2 separate regions of the Homo sapiens genome follow, and region 1 is linked to region 2. A link is an interaction called in ENCODE POLR2A ChIA-PET data of the cell type or tissue named here. Cell type or tissue: PC-9. All regions are shown on one strand.

Region 1 (8,000 bases), 140 kb before region 2:
GGACCTTGGCTTCAAAACCCCCTGACAGGGTTGGCTTGAAGCTTCTTTGAAGAAGGCATCACAGCTCCACTTCTTCCTTTCCTTCGCTTTCACAGGTGTGGAGCCCAAGACCACTCCCTGGTGAGCTTCCTGAGGCTCACCTCCATCTGATGATCTGCTTCCTGGAAATCCCATCCATCCTCTGACAGTTAGAAACATGTGATTCACTTGTTCAGTGAACATGCTAGTCAAGCTGCTGTTCTAACATGAAATGGGGGCCAAGCACAGGAGTGTCTTCAGTAGGAACTGTACCTCCAGAACTTCAATTTCTACAGAAGATTCACCGACTGTTCCCCCAAAAAACAGTCCTGAAATCATGCCTAGGAGTTAAAGTGACTAAGAATGCAGCACAGGACCCCTGCACAGATAGGCCAGGTAGCCAAAGGTTGCCAATCATTGCATTACTGATGCTAAGGATTTTATTACTTGAAGAAAACCAGGAATAGGCTATTTGCAAAGATTCTAACTCTTGGGAATTCCCATATCACTATCTTCCAAGATGCCAGGTGAGCCGTGGAAAAGCAGACATTCCCATGAGACCATTTTGAAAGTTGTCTTGTTCTTGGAATAAAGCCCAAAGATGAACCTGTAAGCTGTGAGATGTTATGTTCTAAGGACAGTCAGGCATGTTGCAGAGCATAAGAATGATATAAATGGAGTCTGGGGACTCAAGGGAAGGGGGTGAGGGATAGAAGGCTACACATTGGGTATAGTTTATACTGCTCAGATGACAGGTGCACCAAAATCTCAGAATAACCACTGAAGAACTCATCCATGTAACCATAAACCACCTGTTCCAGAAACTACCAAAATTTTAAAAAGGGAAGAGTGCTCTACCTGCCACCTACTCTTTGTACTTTTCTTTCTAAATATGGTGTTACTAGTGAACCATATTTAAGCCATGCCCACTTTTCTCATTCCTTTTTACCATTTCCTTTCTCAGTCCTAGCCTCTGCATGACTTCAGACAGCAGCACCTGCAGCCATTTTGCAGCACTGCACTTGGGTTCTTAGACCCGTTTGCCTGTGTGCGCACACATATGCAGCCAGAATCACCCATTGCAGACCTTCCAAACCAGGTCACTAATGAATGGCTGTCAGTGTGATGAAGAGAAGATGCACAGCTGAGGTGTATCCTGCAGTCTAGTGCTGCCCTGGGGGATCCAAGGAGTCTGCATAGCCTGTAGTATGATTTTTGCTAGAGATCACAGCCTTAGCTTCCTTCCCAACCCCTGCTCTGCCTCCGTTTTTCCACTAGTTTCTCCTGAGAATGTTTCATTTGTTTCACATGACTCAGGTTCTGGGGAGTTCACACTGAAACCACATTGCTTGGTCTCGCTTTAAGTTCATGACAACCATGGCACCTCATTTTGAGAACGTGTTTGATTTCTTAGCATTTAGGAAGGAACAGACTAGGGTTTCTCCCTTCAAACTCCAGGCTTCTAGAGACCCCCCCCAAGAGACTGCCAGTGTTCTGCCAACACCTCCGTAGGTCCCTCTCCCATCTCAGGGACAATAGCTCCTGGTGATTTTACTGCTAACAGCTAGCATTGTTTCATCTCTCAGGGAGCCAGCCCAAAGAAAGAGAATTCAATGAGCCTGGGGTATGTCCCTATAGTGACTGGCTTTATCCAATGACAGAGAGAGGGGGTGTAAGTAATTTCGCTCCCTTGCCACTTACTGAAACATGTGAGGTATGACCTGTTCTCCCTCCAGAGTTCTTCAGCCATGATGAACTAGAGTTACCACCCATGGGACTATGCTTAGTTATCACATGTTTGCTCACCTCTTTACCCTCACCCTTCTCTACCAACTTAAGGATTTTTACATGGAATTTTACTTGGTTCTATATCCTTATTCCCTCACATTCTCATCCTAGGATCTATACTTTGAAAGCCCAGACTTAAGACCCACCCCAAATTGCTGACAGTCTTTCATATCACCTATCTTATCACAAGTTTCCATGCACCCAGCATCAGTCCACACAGGCTAAAGATGCTGTCAGCCCCTTGGCCCATTTGTACCTGAGCACCCCCTTTTCCTATGAGGTTCCTGGGCTTCCATTTTGACCACAAGGATGTGGCCCTGGCATTGTGCTGAACCCCTATTAACCTCAATAGGGAAGATATCATGTTCAGGAGGCAAAAGAGACCCAAAACTAGCAAACAAGACATGGAGTTTCACTGGGGGCTTACATACAGAATAAGCGGCAGCAGACTGGACAGAACTGCATTACATACAGATAGTCCAGTGGCGGTGGGCTGGACAAGATATCCACCTTCCTGCAGTCCAGTGGCAGTGGCTGGATAACACGTCTGCCTTCCTGCAGTCCAGTGGCAGTGGGCTGGACAAGGTAACACAGCCCAGTGGTGGTGAGCTAGGCAAGAAAGCCACAACCACTTGCTAACAGCATGCAGTTCACGTAGCATCCTCCCCTTAAGGATTTCCACCTGACAACTCATTTAACCCAAAACTCAGGGCCTCAATCCCCCATACAGCCCATGTTCCAAAGGCCAGGGGCCCTGAGGTTCCTCACAGACAGGGAACAAATCCCCCAGGTTGGCCACTCTTGGATTCCCTAGCTCTGAGCACGTTCAGGTGCATCTGCCACACAGTGTCTCACACTCAGGATATGCTCAAGTTATTGCTCTTAGGTGAACTTACCCTAATTCCTGGAAAGCATGAGCCACTATCTGGCAGAGGCAAGTTGTGAAAGCACCAAGACATCCTGAATCAGCAGTACCCTCTTCCCAGGAAGAGATGGGTTCCCACCCAGTAGGCCATAAATAGAAATCTGAACCACAGTCTGCCAAGTCCACATGTACTGGACTTGGCAAGCATGCAAACCCCTCACCCCTGTGAGTACCTGAGGAACCACTTCCGAGAGGTAAAAGGCACCAAGAAAATGAGCGAACACCTGGTAGATGGTTCAGGCAGTAAGAATCCCAGATGAGCTAAGAAACATGAGAAGCTTGAGCACAGATGGAGCCATGTGATCTCAGCCGCCTTCCATACTAGTTTTCCATTTTGGCTATTTACCCAGAGACCTAGTACTTTTGCTTTTGCACCTCAACTAGGGAGAGGTTTCCCCTGTTTTCATATCAACCCTTAAGTATCCCAGTAGCATATGAAGTTGTACTGTAAGTTGAGCAGCCATAACAGTATTTTGGCCCCCAAAACTATAGTATGGTGTCCAATAGCCAAGAAGTAGATGTATGGCCTCTGTCACATACTGGTGACCCACTTGGAGACTGAAATGCTTCCTGTCTCACAAACTTACCCCCATAGGATCAGAGCTGTTGATTCCCTAGAGGCAGATACATCTTTTAGGAGCTGTAGAATGGGTTAGGCATTTCATACCAGTAGACCATCAAGCAGAGAGGAGTTATTCTATTGGCAGGGGTAGTTGACGCCTATCCTGTTCAAGTAGGTTCTGTTATGTAAGGGAGGATTATATCTAGATATACGGGGTTCACCACAGTACTTTGTTGCCACCATGAGGTAAGGAACCAGATTATGCAGCAATGATGGTCTGACAAGTACAAGGTGCTCAGGCCTCTCATGAGTCATCGTCTGGGTCACTTTACTGAGTAAGCAATCAAGATTAGCATAGATATTGGCAGAGCATGGAAAAGCCTCTAGAATGTGTGGTTAGAAGAGATGGACATCGTTACCATCTCTGGATGAGTTGCAGCTGTGGTGAGTGTCACTTGTCACTCTTTTACTGCAGTTTCTTTCTAAAGGGTGGTTCTTCAAGATGGTGACCATTCAAGCTGAGAATAAGTGAACTCAATATGCGGCACAAGTGCATCTAGCTGCAAGTTACACCAAACACTCAGCTCCTCTTGGATATTTGCTCAAGTCACCCAGCGGTCAGCTGCAGACACATGCCAATAGCTATCCGTCTCTGCCTGTGCTCTCCTGCCATAGGACCATGCTTGCCTGCATGCAGGGCAGGCCGAGAGCACTTGCAATTAGTCCTTGGAAAGGACCATCAGTGAGTGAGGGGCAGGGATGTGTTGATTTCCCCCAGAAGTCCACCTAGACCATTCCTCAGAATTGGGCCCAGTTGCCCACCGGGCTCACCTTCTCACCAACGTTTTGTTTTACTTGCCTTGTCTCACTTCTGTCTCCCTCAGTGTGCTACTGCCATCACCCCCACAATTTAGTTACTTACACCCAAATCCTTGTCTCAGCGTCAGCTTTTAGAAGAACAAAAACTAAGTACATGTGGAAGAGTGAGTCAACTGGTTTTACCTGAAAATTCTTAACCTAAAAGTAATTCAGGTTTGTTGAATTTAACTGAAGTGTTGAAGTCATTTTAGGTAGAGAAATAAAGGGAGTACATCTTTGTCCATCTCAGACTAAGGATATTTAGGACTGTTTACCTTTGCCTCATCTCAATGACCAGTCTGGAGAACCGTTATGATACAAGTAAGCAGCCTGGCCTTGTTCTTCCTTTTCTGGACTACAGAAACTTTGGAAGAGAATGAATTAAGATTTGAAATTTAGAGTCTTATCCAGTGGTTCAGGTATGTATTTGGACGTACACAGTAACAGTTGGCTTGAACATCAAGGATTGTTTTCCATATATAGCAAGTCTGAAGACAGGCAATTACTGGTATTTGTACTGTACAGTGATGTCACCAGGTCCTATTCACCCTATGATCTTTAGGATATTTATCAACATGCTTGTACCTAAGGCCCAAGATGGCTAAGCTCCAGATATCATGGATATTTCAGGTACAAATACAGGGTAGAGCAGTATCTGCTATGCTATTTTTAGTCAAATAAATAGCTTTCCCAGGAGCCTACCAGCAGACTTATGTTTGTGACTTATCTCTTACATTCACCTTCTCTGGAGGCTAGTTTAGCAATGTATTCCTTTCACAGCTACTTTGGTGATGGAAAAGGGGTTACATATGGGTACTGGGTTAGCTAACTAGTAGTGAATCCCATAGTTTCTTAATCTAATAAAAAGCCAGGGCTTAAGGGAGTAGAACTTCACTTCTCCTAGGGCCCACAGTGTCTTACTGTCATGGCTTCATAACTTTAAGCCAAAGAATCCATAATTGGCACACCTACCTACTGACAAGTGATACTTCCCCCCTCAGTTTTGAAATGCTTCCCCAGAAAACACCAGATAACCTGATCTTTTAATGCTATTGTACCCCTGCTTTGTCTTGACTGATCTTCGACATATCATGCAACTGGGACTTCCAGTGCCAAGCTTCACACATCCATGTGACATTGCTCAAGGATCACGCGTGTAAGTACTGAATCCACCCCAGGGAATCCAGGCCTACCCAGAGGACCCACAGCAGGAAACAAAAGAGCTAGTTACTTCCTGCTACTTTTCTACACTTCACCAGGGCTGCTTGAGTAACCTCATGCCCAAGCCCTGTATTTACATCTCTAGCCCAAAGACCCAAGACAATACAAATGGCTTTGCTAATCTTGCCCAGGCCACACAATTGGATGACAAGCTGCTGTTTACCTGGATTCTGGTGAGGTACTGAATACACTAGCCTCAGGGGCCAGAACTTGCACAATGTGACAAGTGCTCCATAGCCCTACATGTTCTTGGTGATGTTCTCGCATGAGGTTCCTCAGCAGAACTGCACCTGAACCTGCCAGTAGCTAACATCTGACTACTACACTCAAAGCCAGATTGATGTCTAAATCAGCTGATCAACTTTAGAAGGGTTAGGCATGGTTGGCCCACCACACAGTGGGAGAAGCAGAGGCAATCTGATGAGGTTAGCTAGTATATTACACGTGTGGTTGAATTTGGCATCACATCAGAAGGGCTTCCTTTAAATACCAGGTGGTACAGACTACTGGTGATGGTAAAGATCCTCTTGCAAGTACTAAACTCTTGCCCCTTGATTAGCCAGAATACAAGTAGGCACCTAAGCTCAACTTGTAGGACACTTGAGGTTGGTAGAAGCTAACCTGACAACATATACATCCTATCATGGTAGGTAGGGCCAGGATTACAATCTGTACAAGGTTACAAGACTTTATTAGCAGTGTCACATTGTAGTTTTTATCTTTGACTCCCTTTCAGAATTCTGTCTTGTTTTGTCTGATATATGGATATGGTTTATAAGCTACAACCTCAGGCCACATACCTATGTTGTATTACATTATGTTAAACCACCATTTTAGAAAGCCTTGCATTTGGAAACTTATAGTTTTGGGTAACAGTTTTACTCTGCAACTCAAGTTTGGGTATTATATCCCAGTCGTACTGCTGCAATGGTGAAATAAAACCTCTCAATGCCAGAGGTAGTCCAGCATAAAAGAGGGCCTAATGTTAAAAGTTGAAGCCAGTGGAATATTGAAGTATTAGCCAGTGAAAGCCAAGTTACCTTTATGACTCATTTGGCTGAGTCCTACACCATGGCTACTCATGTATCTTATACATGTCTCCATCATTGGGTGCTTTTGAGTATGGCTATCTTTGGACCTGGACACTAGATCCCCTCCATTATGCTGTCTTTATGTTTACCCATATTCCCGGTAAGGATTTCAGGAGCCACCAAATCCTATTGATTACATCTCTTGTGTCCTTCAAATGTTTTTTGCATTTCCAATCCTGCCACCCTATTCCATTTCTCACCAAGACTTGGACACTCAAAATGGCTTCCCCTGCCCATGATTCCTGACATCTTTGTTTTCTAGAATGGCAAGTTTATAAAATTAAGTCTGATGACAAACACCTGCAAATCACCTGTAATTCTTAACAGCTTCCCTACTACATGTCAGGTCATGTCCAAAATCCTTGGCAAGACTAATGAGAATGTAACCTAGTGCCCAGCTTCCCCTCCCACTCTGCTAGGCTCAGCAAGTACAAGTCGGTGTCTGAAGCTTGGAGCCACACCATTAAGTTTCTGAGCATCTTGGGGAGCACATAGGGTGACCAGCCATGAAGGAAGATGACCGAAGGTGAGACAGTAACTTCTGAGCTGAAACCTAAAGCATAGTAAGAAGCCCCAACCCTAAAGCAATGTAGGGTGAAAAAACATGAACCATATCTAAAAATTCCCAAATTGGCCAGCAGCTCTAGAAGGTGGCCCATTGTAGCAGATGTGAGGATGACTGACCAAGCCCAGAGGCATGGGTGGCAGTGGTCTACAGAAGTTTCAGGAGAGATTAATCTATGTTAATGGGTGGAGGCAGGTGAAGAGGTAAATGGAATCCAACTCTTTTCAGTCTGTATCTAGTACACAGAATTCCCTCAGACAATTAGTCTGTGGTATGGATTGGAGTGGAATCCCCACCTATCAAGTCTTGGCTCCAAGGTATATCAGGAAACCTGGAGGATAATATCTGAAGAAAAGCCAAGATCCTAAATCTAGCTGTGCCCTTCATCTAGTGAAGATGCATCTCCCCCACCTCACAGATGGGCCCAGGCAGGACATGGGACTCAGGAGGTCCTAAGACTACCTGGGCAGGGAACAGTGAATACTCATGGGGGATGTACTTTAAGTGCTTCTATGCTTCTGCTCCCACTCCACCAGGACCATGCCATCCTGGCCTGTTGCTGTAAGGTCTAGGTGCCTTTTCCTAGGAAAGGGAACAAGAATGTCGTGCAGGCATATTAGCTTTTCTCCAGCCAAGTCTTTAGCAATAAGATGAGAGTTAGGAGTAAATCACAGCTTCTGTCACATGGTAGGCATACAAGTATACAAGCCTCATTTAACACACCTGACATGAAGAGGGAGCTACCTGGGGTGTGAGGGAAGTCTACTGTAAGTCTACCACGTTTCTTTCAACTCTGAGCCTTCAACTCTGAATCAGGCCTTCAAAGTCTCCAAAATGAAGTAAAAAGTAAGGTTTTAGTCATCTGGCAATTAACCAGTCAAATATACCTCCGTTTTACAACGACAAGCAGTTTAAGACATTCTACATCCAGAATCAAAGATTAAGACACCACCCTGGATACATTCTGCACAG
Region 2 (8,000 bases):
CTAAGGCATGAGAATCACTCGAACCCAGGAGGCAGAGGTTGCAGTGAGTGGAGATCACACCATTGCACTCCAGCCTGGGGAACTGAGCAAAACTCTGTCTTAAAAACAAAAACAAAAAGATTCTGGAATAGAAATTATCTCATACTTTAGAGTAGTGGATTTGGGAATATGATTAATTTTTTTCTTCAAAATGCAAGTGGTCATTAGTATAAGCAAGATTTAAGTCAAAATTAGCTGATCATTTTCTACATGGGTTAATCCAAAGAGTTATTTAGTGTGGTTAGATCTTTGAGTCTTATTTCCTGCTGTCATACAGTTCAAATGAGTAACCTATTAATAATAGCTTCCGGAACACAATTAAAAGGAGAAGAAAATTCCTTTGGAATGTGTTACTTAGAGAATTCACAGAATGCCCACACCTGGCAATCTTTCAAGGTAAAATAGGAGAAACTATTTTTCCAAGATGGTTTAATTTTATTAAAAACAAAAAGATGAATAAACTTTCAAAATCTTCTCTTGGAAAGCTCCCCAAGTGACTGAAAAGACCCCCTCTTGGCCAAGAGGACCACAGAGAAACCTTAAAACTACATTCCCAGGGCCATGATGCAATGGGAGATCCCACTCCTTATACCCTCTCCCTTGCTAACCACCATCAGGCTTCCTTCCCTACAGGCAAAACAGAAACCAGCCCTTTCAAAACAATGGCTACACTGCTGATTTTAACTAACCATCTGATGCTCACCCTCCCTTTTGCGGTTTCCACAAAACAACTGACCAGAATATGGATATAACCATAAAACTAGCTCCCAATCCTTTCACTCTGTTTTACACTCTATTATGAGGTCTCGGCCCCCATTTACTCTGCAAGTCTGGTTCTGCTTTTTCTTCTAGCTTATCAGAACTTTTGCTCTACTGGTTTTCTAGATTCTGCTTCCTGTTCTCTCCTAATAGGGTGTATGCATAGATTTATAATCCAGATCACTTTTGAGTGGCCTCATAACATTCTCCAGCCCACTCCCAATTACGTGTTTTCTCCTGCTGTTTCAAGTGGTCCAAAACAACAGTCTGGGACCAATGTGACTTTAAATTCTGAGGCACCAAGAAAAATATTAAGGTTTCCTGTTCTATGTTAGCTACAGAGAGAAATCTCTCCAGCATCAAGGTTGAAATAGCTTTTCTTTTATGCACTGCCTGCAAAGAAATGAAGCTTGAACAATATTTATACCTTTTGAATCTCCTAGTCCAGATGGTCTACAAACTGGGTCCTTTAGTTCTCACCTACATTTCTGTCATCTTTACTAAATTCACATTGCACTTTGGTAGAAGGGATATCTAAAAGTAAGCCTTGAAATAAGGCCTCAAAGAGAAAGAAAAAGTTAAAGTTAAGAAAGACTAAATAGGAGAGAATATACAATAAAGAAAAAAAGTATACATATATATGCATATATATTTTTGAGATGGAGTCTTGCTCTGTCGCCCAGGCTGGAGTGCAGTGGCACGATCTCGGCTCACTATGTCCTCCACCTCTGGGGTTCAAGCGATTCTCCTACCTCAGCTTCCCAAGTAGCTGGGACCTCAGGCGCCCACCATCACGCCCAGCTAATTTTGAATTTTTAGTAGAGATGGGGTTTCGCCATGTTGGCCAGCTGACCTCAGGTGATCCACCTGCCTTGGCCTCCCAAAGTGCTGGGATTACAGGCGTGAGCCACCACACCTGGCCAAAGAAAAATATTTTTGAAATCTAAGTCATTATATTGAAATACATGAAATGGCTGGGTGAGGTGGCTCATATCTGTAATCCCAATATTTTGGGGGGCCAAAGCAGGAGGATCATTTCAGGCCAAGAGTTCAAGACCAGCCTGGGCAGCATAGCGAGACCCCATCTCTACAAAAATTAGCATGTTCCTGTAGTCCCAGCTACTTGGGAAGCTGAGGTGGAAGGATCACTTGAGACCAGGAGGTCAAGATTGCAGTGAGCCAAGATTGTGCCACTGCACTCCAGCCTGGGCGACAGAGAGCAACCCTGTCTCTCCACCCCAAAAAAAGAAAAAAGAGATATGTAAAATGTATAAAAAATGATTAATTACTAAAAATATGTGGACCAAAAGGAAAAGTATTGAAAGGAAAAAACATCCAATTTGTCATGTGTCAAAATAAGGTTGAAAATCAAGCATGATAGGCAAATATTCCAACACACGTTCCCTAAAGAAATTAAACTATTCTATAGGACACCCACCCCACCTCATTCCTGCTGCCAGTATCAGATGATGAAGGTCAAATCTCTTAGAGAGCCACTGGTTAATTTTCATAAATCCAACAAAATGGCATTCAAGGACCTTTGCAGTCTGAACTGTAAATTGTCATTGTTGTATAAGGTAGTAAGACAGTTAATTTCATGTGTGAACTTGTCTGAGCCACAGTGCTCAGATACTTGGTAAAACATCATTCTGGAGTTTCTGAGTAGATGTTTTTAATTTTATTATTTTTTTTAATGGATGAGATTAACGTTTAAATCAGAATAATTTGAGTAAAGCGTTACCTTTTATAAGAGTAGGTGTCATCCAATCAGCTGAAGATCTTAATAGAACACTGATCTCCCCTGAGCAAGAAGGAATTCAGCTAGCAGACTGATTATGGCCTCGAAACTGCCACTCTTCCCTGGGTCTCCAGCCTAGACTGCAGATCTTGGATTTACCAAGCCTCCACAATTGCATGAGCCAATTCCTTAAAATAAATCTCTCTCTCTCTCTGTCTCTCTCTCTCTCTGTCTCTCTCTCTCTCTCTCTCTCTCTCTCTCCACACACAGGCACACCCACCCTCCCTGTTGGCTATGTTTCTCAGGAGAACCCCAACATAGAGATAAAATCAAATATTCTATAATCAGAAATATGGTTTCAGGCCCTGGATCTGCCATCTACTAATTGTATATATTGGGAAAATTACTTTATTTTGGGAGGCCAAGGTGGGTGCATCACCTGAGGTCAGGAGTTCGAGACCAGCCTGGCCAACATGGTGAAACCCCATCTCTACTAAAAATACAAAATTAGCTGGGCATGGTGGTGCATGCCTGTAATCCCAGCTACTTGGGAGGCTGAGGCAGAATAGCTCGAACGGGAGGCAGAGGTTGCAGCGAGCCAAGATCGTGCCATTGCACTCCAGCCTGGGCAACAAAAGCGAGACTCCATCACAAAAAACAAACAAACAAGCAAAGAAATAACATGGGAATAAGTGAGGCTGAGTGTGGTGGTGTACACCTGTAGTCCCAGCACTTTGGGAGGCTGAGGTGGGAGGACTGCTTGAGACCAGGAGTTTGAGACCAGCCAGGGCAACACAGTGAGACTGTCTCTACAAAAGACATTAGCTGGGCTCCTGCTTGAGCCCAGGAGTTGAGGCTGCAGTGAGCCATAATCACACCACTGCACTCAGGCGCAGGCAACAGAGCAAGACCTTGTCTCCAAATAGTAATGATAATAATGGTAATAAAATAAAATGGGAAGAAGTAATCACCTTAATTCTCTAGCCATGCTAGAGTGCATTCTATGTAATTCTCTTATTATCTCTATTCCTTTGTTTCCGCTACACCCTTTGCCTATCGTATCTGTTCTTGTCTACTTAGATAACCCTTACTTTTCTTTCCATACCTGTGGCAGTTTTAAAAATAGGTCCATGAATTATTTGATACTCTTCAAGTTTAATTCCTCTCCCATTCAGTATAGCCTGGACTTAGTGAGTTGCTTCTACTGAACAGAATATGGCAGCAGTTGCAGCTTCTATCTTGTCTCTCTCTGCCCTCCCCCACCATCACTTGTTACATGTGAAGCCAGCTGCCTGATCTTGGACAGCCCTATGGAGAGACCTAGTGCAAGGAACTGAAGCCTCTGCCAACAGCCACTGAACTGGGTGGCAGATTCTCCAATCCCTCCATGACTTCAGCCCCAGTCAACAAGCTCATTGAAATGTTACAGTAGATAGCTAGTCAGACATGAGCAGAGCAGGAGAGAGGCTCCCACAACAGGAATGTCAGGCAACCATCAGGTGATGGTCAGGCCGTTATTAAACTGTCTCTCTAAAATAATAATTGGTTGCAGCCAGTGCCAGGGAAAGAAAGTCTCCCAATAAACAGAAACACCAGAAACTTAGCAGCTTCCCAATAAGATCTCAGGAATTGGGCAAGTGGGCTCAAGCATGCACATTAAGAGGCAAAATGGCAGTTTAACTGATACATGACCTTCTATAAACATTTGACTGGTAAGGAAGAACACCTCAAGCGAGCATGCATACAATGCCAGTGAACACACTGAGCATGCTCCCCTCCCTAGCTCTGGCAGGCCACTGTGCGTGCAGACAGCCCACCCCAAGGAAGAATCAGGGGAGAAGGGACACAAGACCCCAGAAGCATGCCAACATACAAAGCCCTAAGTCAAAAAGTCAAACCGCACATTTCATCTCTCAAGTCGCCCACTTGAGCCTCTTCCAAGTGTACTTCCTTTCATTCCTATTCTAAAGATTTTTAATAAACTTTTTTTTTTTTTTTTGAGACAGAGCTTTGCTCATTGCCCAGGCTGGAGTGCATGGCGCAATCTCGGCTCACCGCAACCTCCACCTGCCGGGTTCAAGCGATTCTCCTGCCTCGGCCTCCTGAGTAGCTAGGATTACAGGCATGCACCACCACACCCGGCTAATTTTGTATTTTTTTTTTTTTTTTTTTTTTTTTAGTAGAGACGGGGTTTCTCCATGTTGGTCAGGCTGGTCTTGAACTCCCCACCTTAGGTGATACGCCCGCCTTGGCCTCCCAAAGTGCTGGAATTACAGGCATGAAACACTGCGCCCAGCCTGATTTTTAATAAACTTTCACTCCTGCTCTAAAACTTGCCTCAGTCTCTACCTTTGCCTTATGCCCCTCAGTCAAATTCTTTCTTCTGAGGAGGCAAGAATTGAGGTTGCTGCAGACCTGTGTGGATTTGCCACCACTAACAGTAACCTCATGAAAGATGCTGAGCCAGAACCACCCAGCTAGAGCTCTTGAGCCTCAGAAACTGTATGAGATAATACATATTTGTTGTTTTAAGCAGCTATATTTTGAGGTAGTTTGTTACACAGCAAATCATTAATACCTCACATACTCAAGCCTAGCACATAAAGACCTCTTGCAATAGTTAAGCTAAAAATGAGGGTTTCCTATGTGTCACACATTGTTCTAAGCCTTTTGCAAATATTATCCCACTTAATTGTCATAAAGACTCTAGGAGATACATCATTACCTCCATTTTACAGACGACGAAACAGGTCAAGTTATAGAAAGCTGAGTTGGCCATGCATAGGCCTACTCAGTAGGCCATAATAGGCCTGTAATCCTAACATTTTGGGAGACCAAGGTGGGTGGATCCCTTGAGCCCAGGAGTTTGAGATTAGCTTGGGCAACATGGTGAAACTCCGTCTCTACCAAAAATACAAAAATTATCTGGGCATGGTGGCACAGACCTATAGTCCCAGCTACTCCGGAGGCTGAGGTGGGAGGATCACTTGAACCCAGGAAGTTGAGACTGCATTCCAGGCTGGATGACAGAGCCAGACCCTGTCTCAAAAAACAAAAAACAAACAAACAAAAAAAACAACAACAAAAAGCTGAGTAACTTGCCTCAAGGTCACACGGCTAGCAAATGTTGCTCAATTAAAGAATGAATAATTACGTTTCTTATTAGCAGGTCTATATTTCATTCACCTTAGAATCTCTTTTAGTGCCTAACCCAGCATGCAACTGGGACTCAAATATCTGTTAAATCACTATCTCATAATAAAGGCAGCTTAGTCCATCTTGAATTAATTTTTGCATAAGGTGTAAGGAAGGGATCCAGTTTCAGCTTTCTACATATGGCTAGCCAGTTTTCCCAGCACCATATATTAAATAGGGAATCCTTTCCCCATTTCTTGTTTTTGTCAGGTTTGTCAAAGATCAGATAGTTGTAGATATGTGGCATTATTTCTGAGGGCCCTGTTCTGTTCCTTTGGTCTATATCTCTGTTTTGGTACCAGTACCATGTTGTTTTGGTTACTGTAGCCTTGTGGTATAGTTTGAAGTCAGGTAGTGTGATGCCTCCAGCTTTGTTCTTTTGGCTTAGGATTGACTTGGCAATGCGGGCTCTTTTTTGGTTCCATATGAACTTTAAAGTAGTTTTTTCCAATTCTGTGAAGAAAGTCATTGGTAGCTTGATGGGGATGGCATTGAATCTATAAATTACCTTGGGCAGTATGGCCATTTTCACGATATTGATTCTTCCTACCCACGAGCATGGAATGTTCTTTCATTTGTTTGTATCCTCTTTTATTTCATTGAGCAGTGGTTTGTAGTTCTCCTTGAAGAGGTCCTTCACATCCCTTGTAAGATGGATTCCTAGGTATTTTATTCTCTTTAAAGCAATTGTGAATGGGAGTTCACTCATGATTTGGCTCTCTGTTTTCCTGTTATTGGTGTATAAGAATGCTTGTGATTTTTGCACATTGATTTTGTATGCTGAGACTTTGCTGAAGTTGCTTATCAGCTTAAGGAGATTTTGGGCTGAGACGATGGGGTTTTCTAGATATACAATCATGTCATCTGCAAAAAGGGACAATTTGACTTCCTCTTTTCCTAATAGGATTAAAGACTTAAATGTTAGACCTAAAACCATAAAAACCCTAGAAGAAAACCTAGGCAATACCATTCAGGACATAGGCATGGACAAGGACTTCATGTCTAAAACACCAAAAGCAATGGCAACAAAAACCAAAATTGACAGATGGGATCTAATTAAACTAAAGAGCTTCTACACAGCAAAAGAAACTACCATCAGAGTGAACAGGCAACCTACAGAATGAGATCAAATTTTTGTAATCTACTCATCTGTCAAAGGGCTACTATCCAGAATCTACAATGAACTCAAACAAATTTACAAGAAAAAAACAAACAACCCCATCAAAAAGTGGGCGAAGGATATGAACAGACACTTCTCAAAAGAAGACATTTATGCAGCCAAAAGACACATGAAAAAATGCTCATCATCACTGGCCATCAGAGAAATGCAAATCAAAACCACAATGAGATACCATCTCACACCAGTTGCAATGGCGATCATTAAAAAGTCAGGAAACAACAGGTGCTGGAGAGGATATGGAGAAATAGGAACACTTTTACACTGTTGGTGGGACTGTAAACTAGTTCAACCATTGTGGAAGACAGTGTGGCGATTCCTCAGGGATCTAGAACTAGAAATACCATTTGACCCAGCCATCCCATTACTGGGTATATACCCAAAGGATTATAAATCATGTTGCTATAAAGACACATGCACAGGTATGTTTATTGCGGCACTATTCACAATAGCAGACTTGGAACCAACCCAAATGTCCAACAATGATAGACTGGATTAAGAAAATGTGGCACATATACACCATGGAATACTATGCAGCCATAAAAAATGATGAGTTCATGTCCTTTGTAGTGACATGGGTGAAGCTGGAAACCATCATTCTCAGCAAACTATCGCAAGGACAAAAAACCAAACACCACATGTTCTCACTCATAGGTGGGAACTGAACAATGAGAACACGTGGACACAGGAAGGGGAACATCACACACCGGGGCCTGTTCTGGGATCGGGGTGGGGGGAGGGATAGCATTAGGAGATATACCTAATGTTAAATGACGAGATAATGGGTGCAGCACACCAACATGGCACATGTATACATATGTGACAAACCTGCACGTTGTGCACATGTACCCTAAAACTTAAAGTATAAAAGAAAAGGCAGCTTAGTTTTTCAAGAATGAAGTCTTAGAAACCCTGATTGTGTATTATTTATTTATTTATTTATTTACTTTGAGACGAGTCTTACTCTGTCATCCATGTTAGAGTGCAGTGGCGAGATCTCTGCTCACTGCAACCTCTACCTCCCAGGTTCAAGTGATCCTCCCACCTCAGCCGCCTCAGACCCCCGAGTAGCTGGGACTACAGGCAGGCACC

The links. ChIA-PET counts read pairs that join two places held together with the same protein. Peaks named below come from ENCODE experiments on the same cell type or tissue, not always from the same donor. Only the 100,000 strongest peaks of a DNase experiment are listed, where the experiment ranks them.
Region 1: POLR2A ChIA-PET joins it to region 2 with 11 read pairs; 2 of 35 experiments call an interaction of 5 or more read pairs at or near these places.

The regions. Positions count from the first base shown.
Region 1 is chr4:77,228,460-77,236,459 of GRCh38, reverse strand. No RefSeq gene overlaps it. Among named protein-coding and RNA genes, the nearest start is that of CCNG2, 75 kb to the right of the region's middle. In PC-9, no CTCF peak of the experiment used is centred here; a DNase peak (open chromatin) is centred at 3,579.
Region 2 is chr4:77,085,913-77,093,912 of GRCh38, reverse strand. No RefSeq gene overlaps it. Among named protein-coding and RNA genes, the nearest start is that of CCNI, 14 kb to the right of the region's middle. In PC-9, no CTCF peak of the experiment used is centred here; no DNase peak of the experiment used is centred here.